2 separate regions of the Homo sapiens genome follow, and region 2 is linked to region 1. A link is a loop called in an ENCODE intact Hi-C map of the cell type or tissue named here. Cell type or tissue: gastrocnemius medialis. All regions are shown on one strand. Links, peaks and the distances in the headings refer to the core of each region. The heading gives the core; the rest is flanking DNA.

Region 1 (4,038 bases), core at 1-4,000:
AGAGTGGAGGGCCGCGGGGGCGGCGAGTGGGGCGGCGCCGGGAGGATCACCTGCAGAATTCGGGAAATGTCGCACGGCCGGGCCCCGCTGTGAGCTAGCTCTACAATCTTCTGCCGGGTGGAGTCCGGCAGTGGCCGCCCGTTGACAAAGACACCACCGAGCTGATTCACTCCGCTGTGACCTGAGGAAAGGGAGAGGAGAGGAAAGGGGAAAAGAAGAGAAGAGAGCAGAGTGAAGAGGAAGAAGAGGGAGAAGAAGGAAGAGGAAGATGAGGGAGAACAAGAACAGAAAGGAGAGGAGGAAGGGGAAGAGGAAGAAGGAGAGGAGGAGGAGACAACCACAATGCATCCTCATCCCCCTGCCAACCTGTGCCAACCTCGGCGGTCAGTTCCCTGCTATCGATCAAATAAAGGACAACAGGACCACCAGCCATGCCAGACATCGGGCAGCCCAGTCCAAGCAACCGTGCCCCTGCCCACTGTACTGCAGCAGCAACACAGAGTCAGACACATGCCAAGGAACAAGTACACATGGACCTCACTACAGCCATAACCCCAGCAGTGTCCCCAGCCCACTGCCCCTCTTCATAAACACTGCAGCCAGCCTCTGAACCCACAAAGCGCTAAGAACCGGCTCTATAAATCTCCCAAAGATCCCCTCTGAGTGTCACCGCAAACCATGGGTTCTACAGATCCCACACTGAACCTTCAAGGTCTCTGCAGTGTTGGGACAGTGATAGCAAACCTTACAGCCCTTGAGTGCTCCCTTAGACGCTAAAATCCAGAAATGTTTCCATCACCGTCCAAACTGGCCAAGGCCTGGCACAAGCATCGAGTTGGGTTTTGTTTGGTTAGAATAGAAGAAGGAAGAGGAGAGAACAACCAGAGCAGCCAGTATGTGGCTGGTGAACCCCAGTCCAGGTTTCCGCACCTCCAGTGCAGACGTGAGAGTCAGAGCCCGGGCTCGGCTTCAGCCACAGACAAGTCCGGCCACCGCAAGTAAGGCTTAGAGCCGGGAGTCGGTTCGCACCAGCCACTGCTCGCTTTATTTCCGCCGCTGAACTCCGCCCTCCCCTTAGCCAAGGATAGATATTATCAAAAAGAAAAAACAGAAAAGAAAAATACCACATCATAGTGTTCCCCATCCCTCCTTTATCTTTGTATCTCACAACCTCATCCCTGTGGTCCAACCTTAGAGAATAGGGAGAGGGAGTTAGCCCCTCTTTGTAGTCCCCCTCCCCAAAAACCACAGACACACAAAGCCAATTGCCAATTTCCACTTCCTTAAAAATCTCCAACCTGCAGCCCCGACTTAGATAGCAGCCCTCCCAGGAAAAGACGTGGCTCCCTGTTCAGCTCTCCTCTCCTCTCCTCTCTTCTCCTTGGAGCCTACTGATAAATTGACGCCAGGAGCCTGAGCTTCTTAGCAATAAATAAGCTCCAAATATAGAAGAGGGGGGAAAATATGATGAGCCTCTCTGACATTTGTCTTTAAAATAAAACTAGCTGCACGTCAAGTTTGAGCTTAATTTCTGGAAATAGGCGGAAGTCGCTCCGGATCATGCATGGAAGGCTAATTGAAAAGATCAGTCGGGGCGCTTGTGGCAGCCTTGTCACTTTGTGACAGTGCTCCGCTCCGGGAAATTGCATCGTCACGACAAACGGGACCGTGATAAAACGACCCTTTCCGTCCTTATTTGTAGATCACTCAGACGAGATTGAACTGCACTTGTTTCCCCTTCGAGGGGAGCCGCGTTTTCAGGGTAGCCGAAGGCTTGGGGCTGAGGGGGGGCCCTCACCAAGGCGCGGGTGGGGGCCGGAGCCTCAACTCGATGAGAAGTGACAGGCGTTTGGGGGATCTGGGCTCCGGCCGGGACCAGCGCAAGCAGGGACTTTGCGGGGACACCGCTTCTCCAACAGAGCAAGGCCTGGCCCACGTTTCCGGTTTCTCCTAACTTCCTTTTATTGCCTTCCTTTGCTTCGCAAGTTCCATCTACCCCTCCAGCTACAGAGCCCCACCTCTAGGCACAGGAAGCTTCCCGGAAAAAGAAAGGCTGTCCCAGAAAGAGACCGAGAGAGACTTTCCAAACTTCGGGCATAGCCACGGCAATTCCCAGTCTGCTAATGCCAAGGCGGGCGCGTAAGGCCGCCTAAATCTAGACCTCCCTCCTCACTCATTTCAAAAAATAACAACGTGCCAGCCACCTCCGCAGATACCGCCGGCTGGTGCTTGCCCAGGAGACGCCAGGGCCAGAGCGCCACTCCCAGCATCGAAATGGCAGAGAGAAAGCGCAGCTCCAAATTCCCCTTCAGAGGTTAAGCCTCAATCATTGTGTCCCTTCCCTAGGGACTGCTGGCGCTCTCGCCCACTGGCGATGATTATGCGCCTAGAACTCGACCGCGAAGCAACTAATAGGAAAACATATGGTGTCAATTTGGATGCTCCGCGCCTCGCGCACACCCGGGAACGAGCGGCACAAAGCCCTGCCGGCCGGCCCGCGACCCCGCGCCCCTCGGGGCCTGCCAGCCGGGCCGCAGCGACAAACGCTCAGGGCTGCGCGCCCTGGCTGGGGCCCGCCCGAGAGACAGCCTGCGGCTGGGGAGTCTGAGCTCCAAGGGGAGAGCCCAGCCGCCGAAGGCGAGCCTACCGGCCAAGCCCTGGGGTCCGGCAGGTTCTGCACAACTACTCCCGCAAAGCTCGCCACCTTTGTGCCCTTTCCTCAGCTACGCGCTTACCAGCCCCGGAAGCACCAGGGGGCGACCGGCGTTTCCAAAACAGATGGATAAGGTGCTGGGGACCCTCCTTAAGCCTGTGTGGTTCGGCCAGGGCAGGCTGCTGGAAGACCCGGGCCTTTCCACACTTTGAGTTCAGTTGAGCCCCGACGCCGTGTGCCTCAACCGTAACCTCAAACCGGGCCTGGTTTCGCTGGGCCTCCAGGCTCCCAGGTCGGAGCTCTAGACTAGCCCTGCCGCGTACCAGCACCCACCACGAACAGGAAGGTGGGTGGGACCCCACGGGGTCTGGGCAGAGGAAAGCAGGGAGGTACAAGGGCCATAAGTATCAAAAGCGCTCTGGGCCTGGGACTATCAGGACCCAAGCAATTGCAGTTGCCAGGGCAGGGATTTTCCAATTCCTGGGCACCTCCTTACCAGACCCAGTAAACCGTGCTCTCTCCCGCGCCCTGTAACAGCGAGTTTACCACCCCTACCCTGCTGCAGGCCTGGGGGCTCCTCTCCCCATCCCTTCTAGGCCCGTAGTGGGGTGAGGAGGGGAGGAGCTGCCCTGAGAGTGACTTGGGGAGAGAAGCCCCCAACCCCGCCGGGTTGGTGGAGACTTTCAGTCTTGGCTAAGCCCAAAGGGGCCTCCTTCTCGCTCAACTAGGAGAAGACTTCGCCCCGCCCTGATCAGCCCAGCCCCTCTCTCCGGGGTCAGAGCCCGGGCAGGGGCGAGAGGGGGTGTGAGTTACAGGATTTGGGGGGGATGGGGTTTCTCTACCGCAGCTTCGAAAACTCGGGCGGGCTGTTCTTAAGGGCCCAGCCCCTGCTTCTCCAGTATCGAGAAGAGCCAAGCAAACGCCCTCCCCTCCCGGGCTGCCGGGCGCGGAGCGGGGAGCAGCCGCCGCAGGTCCCCGGGCCTCAGTCGGTCGGCGGCCGGGCCAGCGCGGGCGTCGCGAGTCCCTGTGTCCTCCCCTGACCCTCGGGTCCGCGCACCCCGAGCCCGAAGTCCCAGAAAGACCAGAGGCACTTACTGTTCTGCATGCTGGCTCTGGCTGGGGGCCGCGGGATTCCACGGGGCTCGAATATGGGGCTCTGTTAGCAAGAAAATAGGAGTTAATCCTCGGGCAGCTGCATCAGGTAGGCCTGAACTCCCAACCGAGGTGGACCTGGGGCTAGGACAGGAGAATCTCCGTTCTTTAGGAATTGATCCACTCAACCTCTTGGGGCGATCTGAGGGTCACTCAGCTCTGCCCTGCAGTGCATACAAAATCTACCCTTTGGGGCTTGAAACAAAGTACTGGAATATCCCCAATCTGTTTCC
Region 2 (6,280 bases), core at 1,183-5,182, 560 kb before region 1:
AAATTTTATCAGATTCTCTACCTATGCTTGTCACAAAATAACTTTCAGATTATTTATGTCAGCTCAAGGGATTCCAAAAAAAGCACTTACTAGATCTAACAACAAAAATTCTAAGTTTTTCAAAGTTTATACTCTCCACAAGAATTTTAGAAAAAATACAGCTTAGAAAATAAAATAAAATTATACCACAGCATAAGCAGTGTCAGAATTGCTACTGGATGGAAAACAGCTCCCATGTTCCACATGATTTATGTAATTAGGAATACTATGGAAACCAGAAACAGCAAAGCAAAGAAAGCAGTATTCACAAGCAGGTTTTATAAGGGACTTCAGAATCTGCTCTGAACTTGTTGAATAATCTGTTCAGTATTCCAGAATCTCCCTGCAGGAAGCAGGGTCCTCATTATAACCACCAGAGCACTAATAAAGGTTAGCCTCTGAACTAGGGATTAGAAGGCTCTTTCTTTTTAGAAGCTGCAAACTAGTAACTTTGATGATCTTCTTGAAAAGGAAGACAAAGCACACTCCAAGAACAAACAATGTTTCCACTAACTAGGAAGGTACAGAAAACATAAGAAAATGATACGCCTAAGTACTTAAAAATGATGTATAAATCAGCCTACGTTATACTAAAAAATAATAATATTTATTAAGCAGTTAGAATTAAAGAACTGTCCATTTAAAAAGGAGCCTCGGCCTAAAACATACTTTTAAAATATTATTGAATAATTGATTTTTTAAAAAAGAAGTCGCTCTACTTTTTAACCTCAACCCATAGATTTTAACTGGATGTGAATTAGTTATTTAAGTGTTTTAGTGGATATTCCTAATATTCTATACCAAATCATAGCTCATAAGTGCTCTTAACCAATGGTTTTCTTCTCTTTTATGTAGAGTTCTCTTTTTCCCTTATTATTTTTGTGTCCTTCCAACCATGTGCTTCTCTGTCTTCAAACTACTATGTAGAAATATTCAAACTACTATGTAGAAATATTGACTCATTCAAGAAAGTTATCCTATGGTCTTTTAATATTTGTGTGCGTAACTACACATAAACATTTCTTCTTATGTGAAAGGCCTTTATTACAGGTGTTCTACCTAGTTTCTTCTGTTTGCATGATTGTGGTAAGAACTTCTCTTTTGTGTATTTTCATTAAGCTAACCCTCAACATTTCATATTAAATGGTTTGGAAGTTAATCATCCCTTAAATTTAGCAATTATGCAGACATCAGTCAAATGGAATCATTTCATTGGGATCACTTCCACCCCTGGAAAGGTGAAAAGTTATGTGGATGATTACTTTTCATTCCTTTTGTTTCATCTCAAGTTATGACTATAGGGCAAAATTAAAATTAATCCAATCATTTCAATGAGTTTGGAGCTAAGACTGAGGCTGTTGATAAATCATGTGACCAAAAAAGAGTAACTCCACTGGACAGAGCTGGTAGTGAGCATCATAGGTAAACAGATTATATAACCAAAACTAGTAGCTATATTCATTTCATAATTATCAACCAATACCTTTCTCACTCACGCTGTTTCATTCCTTTTCCATTTCCTCCCCTCTTTCCCCACCTATTAATATATTCTTGTCCTTCAAGGCTCATATCAAATGTTACCACCTCTGGCAAAATATCCTAAATGATTTAGGTAGAATTAATTGCTCCCTCCTCTATGCCTCCCATAGCATTCTCTCTCTCTTTTTTTTTTTCTTATTGATTTGTATTAGTCCATATCTTGTCCCCTCCCACTTTCATCCCCCAGTAAATCCTAAAACCTTTTGGAGTTTGAAGTCACGATATTTTTTAGTTTAGTGAAAGCAGTGCTCAACAAATGTCTACTAGATGAATAAATGGTACTGCAGATATACTGTAGACAGTCTTCTGGGTAAGTTTTAAGAACATAACTACAACTATCCATGATCATTTAGAACCTGTAACTTTCTATAACCTAAAAAAATTTGATCTGAATTTGTTAAATAAACATGAATATACCCGAATTTCAAAGCATATTTAGGATGTGTGCAATTGTTTTTATTTTAATTTTCCTTATATGATTATGAAGACTAAGGAGGAAAATAAATATAAAAAGAAAGCCATAAGATTTGGGAAGGAAGCATTAACTAGACAGGAGAAGGCCAGAGATGGGTATTTTTAAAAAGTCCTTGGAAAACTCTTATGTACTTTATCCTACCTTGTCATAAATCATGCTTCTATAGGAAAAGGCACATAATAAAATTTAAATGACAGAGCAATAATATTAGATTAAGGTCAAAATAACTCTTTTAAATAAAAAAGGTAATTTCTTCTAAGAACCCCAAAAATGAGTTCAAATGTTAAATAAGAAAATAAACTGTTCAGGCTTCAAGAGGATCTTCTATTAAAACTTTCATCACTGATAAGAAGTGTGAACTTACTTGGGATACATAATGGAGGCAGTACATGATAAGGAACCAAAAATCTCTCTAAAGAGAAACCACAAAGCTAATCAAATTTGTCTATCAGATTTAGACTGGAATATTCTGTCATGATCTATACCGAGGGAATATATATCCCTCTCCAAAAGCAACATCCTACATTGAAAGGGCCATGTGCATACTGCATTTCAATCAAATATGGAAAGCTAAAAAGATCAGGATTTTTTGTTAATAGCATTTCAAGAAGCACAGGGAATAATCAAAGGCTTTAATAACTTGCTTACAATAAAAAATTAAGTCACGCCAATTAAATATCCATAACCATAATTTACATAATATTGTAATTTTCACATTTCAGTCAGAGTACATGAGACTATGAAAGAAAAGCACACTGCCCAGAGTATAGTTACCTATAAAGAAACTTCTATATATTCTTTGGCAGCAAGCTGCAGATCCAGCTTCTAAAATACTTGGCTATTGCTAACAAGATATCATTTAGAAATACACCAAGACATTTGGGAATTTCCCACCAATTCAACCTATTCAATTGGCTTTTTTTTTTTTAAATGAAGTTGACCTAAAAAGTCTTCTTTGGTCAAAACAAGGTAAGTTTTTAAAAGATACTAAGATGTGACTGCTTCCCAGTCCAGGAAGTATGACTGCAGGGAGTTTGAGCTAGTGCCAAGGTATGTGTGTATTTTAATGTTCCTTATCCAGCTTTACGAAATAGTTGGAAAGCTCCTGGTCCCACAGCAACCATCAGACACCATTCAAAAGCATGGTCTGCAGGGAAGATTGAATGACGGAGAACACACTGTCTCCTGTGTTGCTTGATTTATATCAGTGTATTTTTATCCAAACAAAACTAAACTAACAGCTGCTGTGTACTTTTGTTTACATGCTATATGTCAAATCTTATTGTCCCTAAGGTACTTATGAGAAAAGATTTAGCAGTGGTTTTCTTAAATACCAATGCCTACCCAAATTTGGATTTTTCCTCCACTGAACAAAATGACAAGCACATGATTGCTATACTTAGAGCAATCTTTCACAGCTGCTTTAGTTTTTCAGTGATCCTATTAAACTGACGGCATATTGCCTGTGGGGTCTACAGTGTTATAATACTGCTGTAAGAGACATTGATTTGTACGACAGGATCAAACAGAATAGTGATGCATTGCAGGAAGAATTTCATAGGTCATACTGTTTTTACCTGAGTAAAATTTAATTTGGACATTATGACCTTTATAGGACACCTGGTTATTTTAATTGCTGATGTGTGGATGAATGTTGACATTAAGGCTTAGGAGGTATGAAATCTTAGAAAGTCCTCTCCATTTTGAAAATGCAGCCTGAGTCATGTTTTTTTTCTTAAACTGAACGAAGTAGCTGTGCATTAAATATGCTGGCACATCTTCTGCTTGAGCAAGTGGACCGAAATGGTGTGAATTGTTAATGCCTTGCTGCTTTGGTTCACGGCTTGTGATTGATCATTTGTAACTATATCTACTCCTTGTTCCATGAAATCAAGTATGGAGTAATGGGTTCATCAGATTTGGGGGTTAAATTGAGAGTGAAGAGGTACTGTGTGTGGAAATAAGAGTTGCCATGTTCAGGGCTGGCCTTGTAACAGCATGGAATCTAAAGGCGATATTCAAAACCACTTCACTCATCATACGCTTACTGATTCTGAATAGGGCCCATTTGCAGGGGACATTTGGTAGTTTTCCAATACGCTTTATGCCTCTTTCTACTTCCACCACCATGCACATCTTTTTTTCATACATCCCCAGTAGCACATTGGTAGAACAGGTCAGCATACACAATTCATTTATTTAAATGACTTGATTTATACAAGTAGAAATAAGCTGGGATTCTATTGTCTGATCTTTCTTTCCCCTTCAACAAAAATAATAGTGTGTGTGTGTCTTTGAAAATACAAGGATTTTGTGAACTCAATTTCTTGGACTTCTAAAATATTTGATATTTAGTAGTAATGTAAAATAATTGGTTTGGCATACATGCAATTTAAGATTACTTAAAGAAATACTGAGAATTAACTATACCTAGTCAATTTTTATGTGGCCATGGCCTATACCAATACATAAAATTGAAAATGCATGACATGGTATTGTAAACTTTAAAGTTCCATACAAAAACTTAAAGTATTATCTTAGAGTTAGTTTTAGGGAGGATAATGCACAGAACTCAACAAATAAATCTAACCTAAAATAGAAGTAATGGTCTTTAGAAATGTCATTATATAATTACTTGATCTAATAACTGACATTTTTATTACTTGAGAGTATTTGTATTTATATTACTATCCCAAAAAGTTTAACCCAAATGGTATTAAATTAGGCACAAATTAACTTTTGACTCAGTCAGAAAATAAGTAATAGAAAACAAAGTAAAACATAGGAATAAGATCAATTACACAAAGCACTTACATATGTAAATAACATTCAAAAGCAAGCTAATTATAAAATGTCTTGAAATTCCACTGTTACATTGTACAGTCACATTAATACAAGTCTAAAGATGTAGTTAACCTTTTTGTTCTTTTATTTCCTTCTTTTAAGACTCAAAGTAGGAATAATAATAATACCCAGAACAAACATACCTAATTCAGAGACTTAAAAGTCAGCTAATGTGAGTAAAACAGTTTGGTACCCTTGAATGTAAATACTAAGTCAACATATTACTTACATGTTAATGATTTATTTAAGATGCAAATAGATATGTCAAGAGAGATTTATACTTTAAATGTGACAGACTAAAAAAAGCCCTAATCGTTTCAGCAATAAAAATGGAGGATTCCCTTTGACATTTATTTCTCCATGTTTGTTTCACAAAGACAGAATCTTCTATAATTAGTGTTTTTACATATTTTTGTCTACGATTTCTTCTCTCTTCTAAAAACTCTTAGGAGAAAGATAATCTCTGCTGAGTTGTGTTCTTTTACATAACTGTTAAATGCTGAGAGCTATGTAAGACATTGTTTTATAACAGGTAGTAGCAATTAGGCTGTTTGTTTTCATTGGCAATTATTACAATATATTTCATAATAAACTTCTGGGATCATGGACAAGTCATTAGGGTCAGAATAGGATTTTTGGCTTTAGAGTTCTAAGGCTGAAAAATAAGAGACATAAAAACCAGAAGACAGAAAGACAAACTTAAGGATTTTCTAAAAGCAAGGATTTGGTTTAAAAATTACATGAATGACTAAAACAAGTGTACCCCAACAAAAACTAGGAGTGATGATTATATCTTCATGAATATAAAAGAGGGCTTATGTTTTAAAGATTTCAACAGGGAATTTCTGAAAATATTAAAGAGTCTACAAATAAATTAGACTACTTTGTGAATGTTCATATTGCACAGTTCTGCCTTCACATATTTAATAAAAGATGACAGTGATCCAATTATATAATGGGAGATCTCCAACTGCCATTAAAACACTTTTAAAACTCAAGCCTTAGCAAAATTCTTGATAACCTCTGTAGATCAATAGTAAAAATATAAATTAGTGGTTACTTAACCACATTCTGTTTTTGACATAAGCAACAAGGGTAGATGAAGTCCTATGCCAGGAAGTCACTAGAAGACCCTGAGGACCATGTCTAAGAAACCCTGGAACCAAGGAAAAGTCAAAGAGACTGCAAGTCCAAGGAATGAAGACTTCCTGAGCAGCATCTTTCCGACACAACAGGCTCTTAACTGGCTGCCTTTGTGTATACCAAGTCTTGCCCTAGAGAGATTTAAGGACTGATTAATTATTGCCAGCACTTAGCACCCTTCTTCAGCAAGAGACCTAAATTGTTACATTTCATAAAATTTGAAAAGTAAAGGTAAATGCT

Evidence for each region. Hi-C counts contacts between places; a loop is a spot of excess contacts. Peaks named below come from ENCODE experiments on the same cell type or tissue, not always from the same donor. Only the 100,000 strongest peaks of a DNase experiment are listed, where the experiment ranks them.
Region 2: a loop joins it to region 1, with 3.0 times the contacts of the local background. A loop is called at or near these places in 1 of 110 quality-filtered maps.

The regions. Positions count from the first base shown.
Region 1 is chr11:31,802,654-31,806,691 of GRCh38, forward strand. PAX6 (paired box 6) reads right to left here. Exons shown (of 14, transcript NM_001368894.2): 4 at 3,749-3,809; 5 at 51-181. The coding sequence starts at 3,758. Among named protein-coding and RNA genes, the nearest start is that of PAX6, 6.6 kb to the right of the region's middle. RefSeq lists a silencer at 1,490-1,705 and enhancers at 1,490-1,705, 2,874-3,543. In gastrocnemius medialis, for the core only: no CTCF peak of the experiment used is centred there; no DNase peak of the experiment used is centred there; H3K4me3 peaks cover 2,462 bases; H3K27me3 peaks cover 3,945 bases.
Region 2 is chr11:31,243,499-31,249,778 of GRCh38, forward strand. All of the region lies in intron 8 of DCDC1 (doublecortin domain containing 1), which reads right to left. Among named protein-coding and RNA genes, the nearest start is that of DCDC1, 120 kb to the right of the region's middle. In gastrocnemius medialis, for the core only: no CTCF peak of the experiment used is centred there; a DNase peak (open chromatin) is centred at 3,123; H3K27ac peaks cover 696 bases.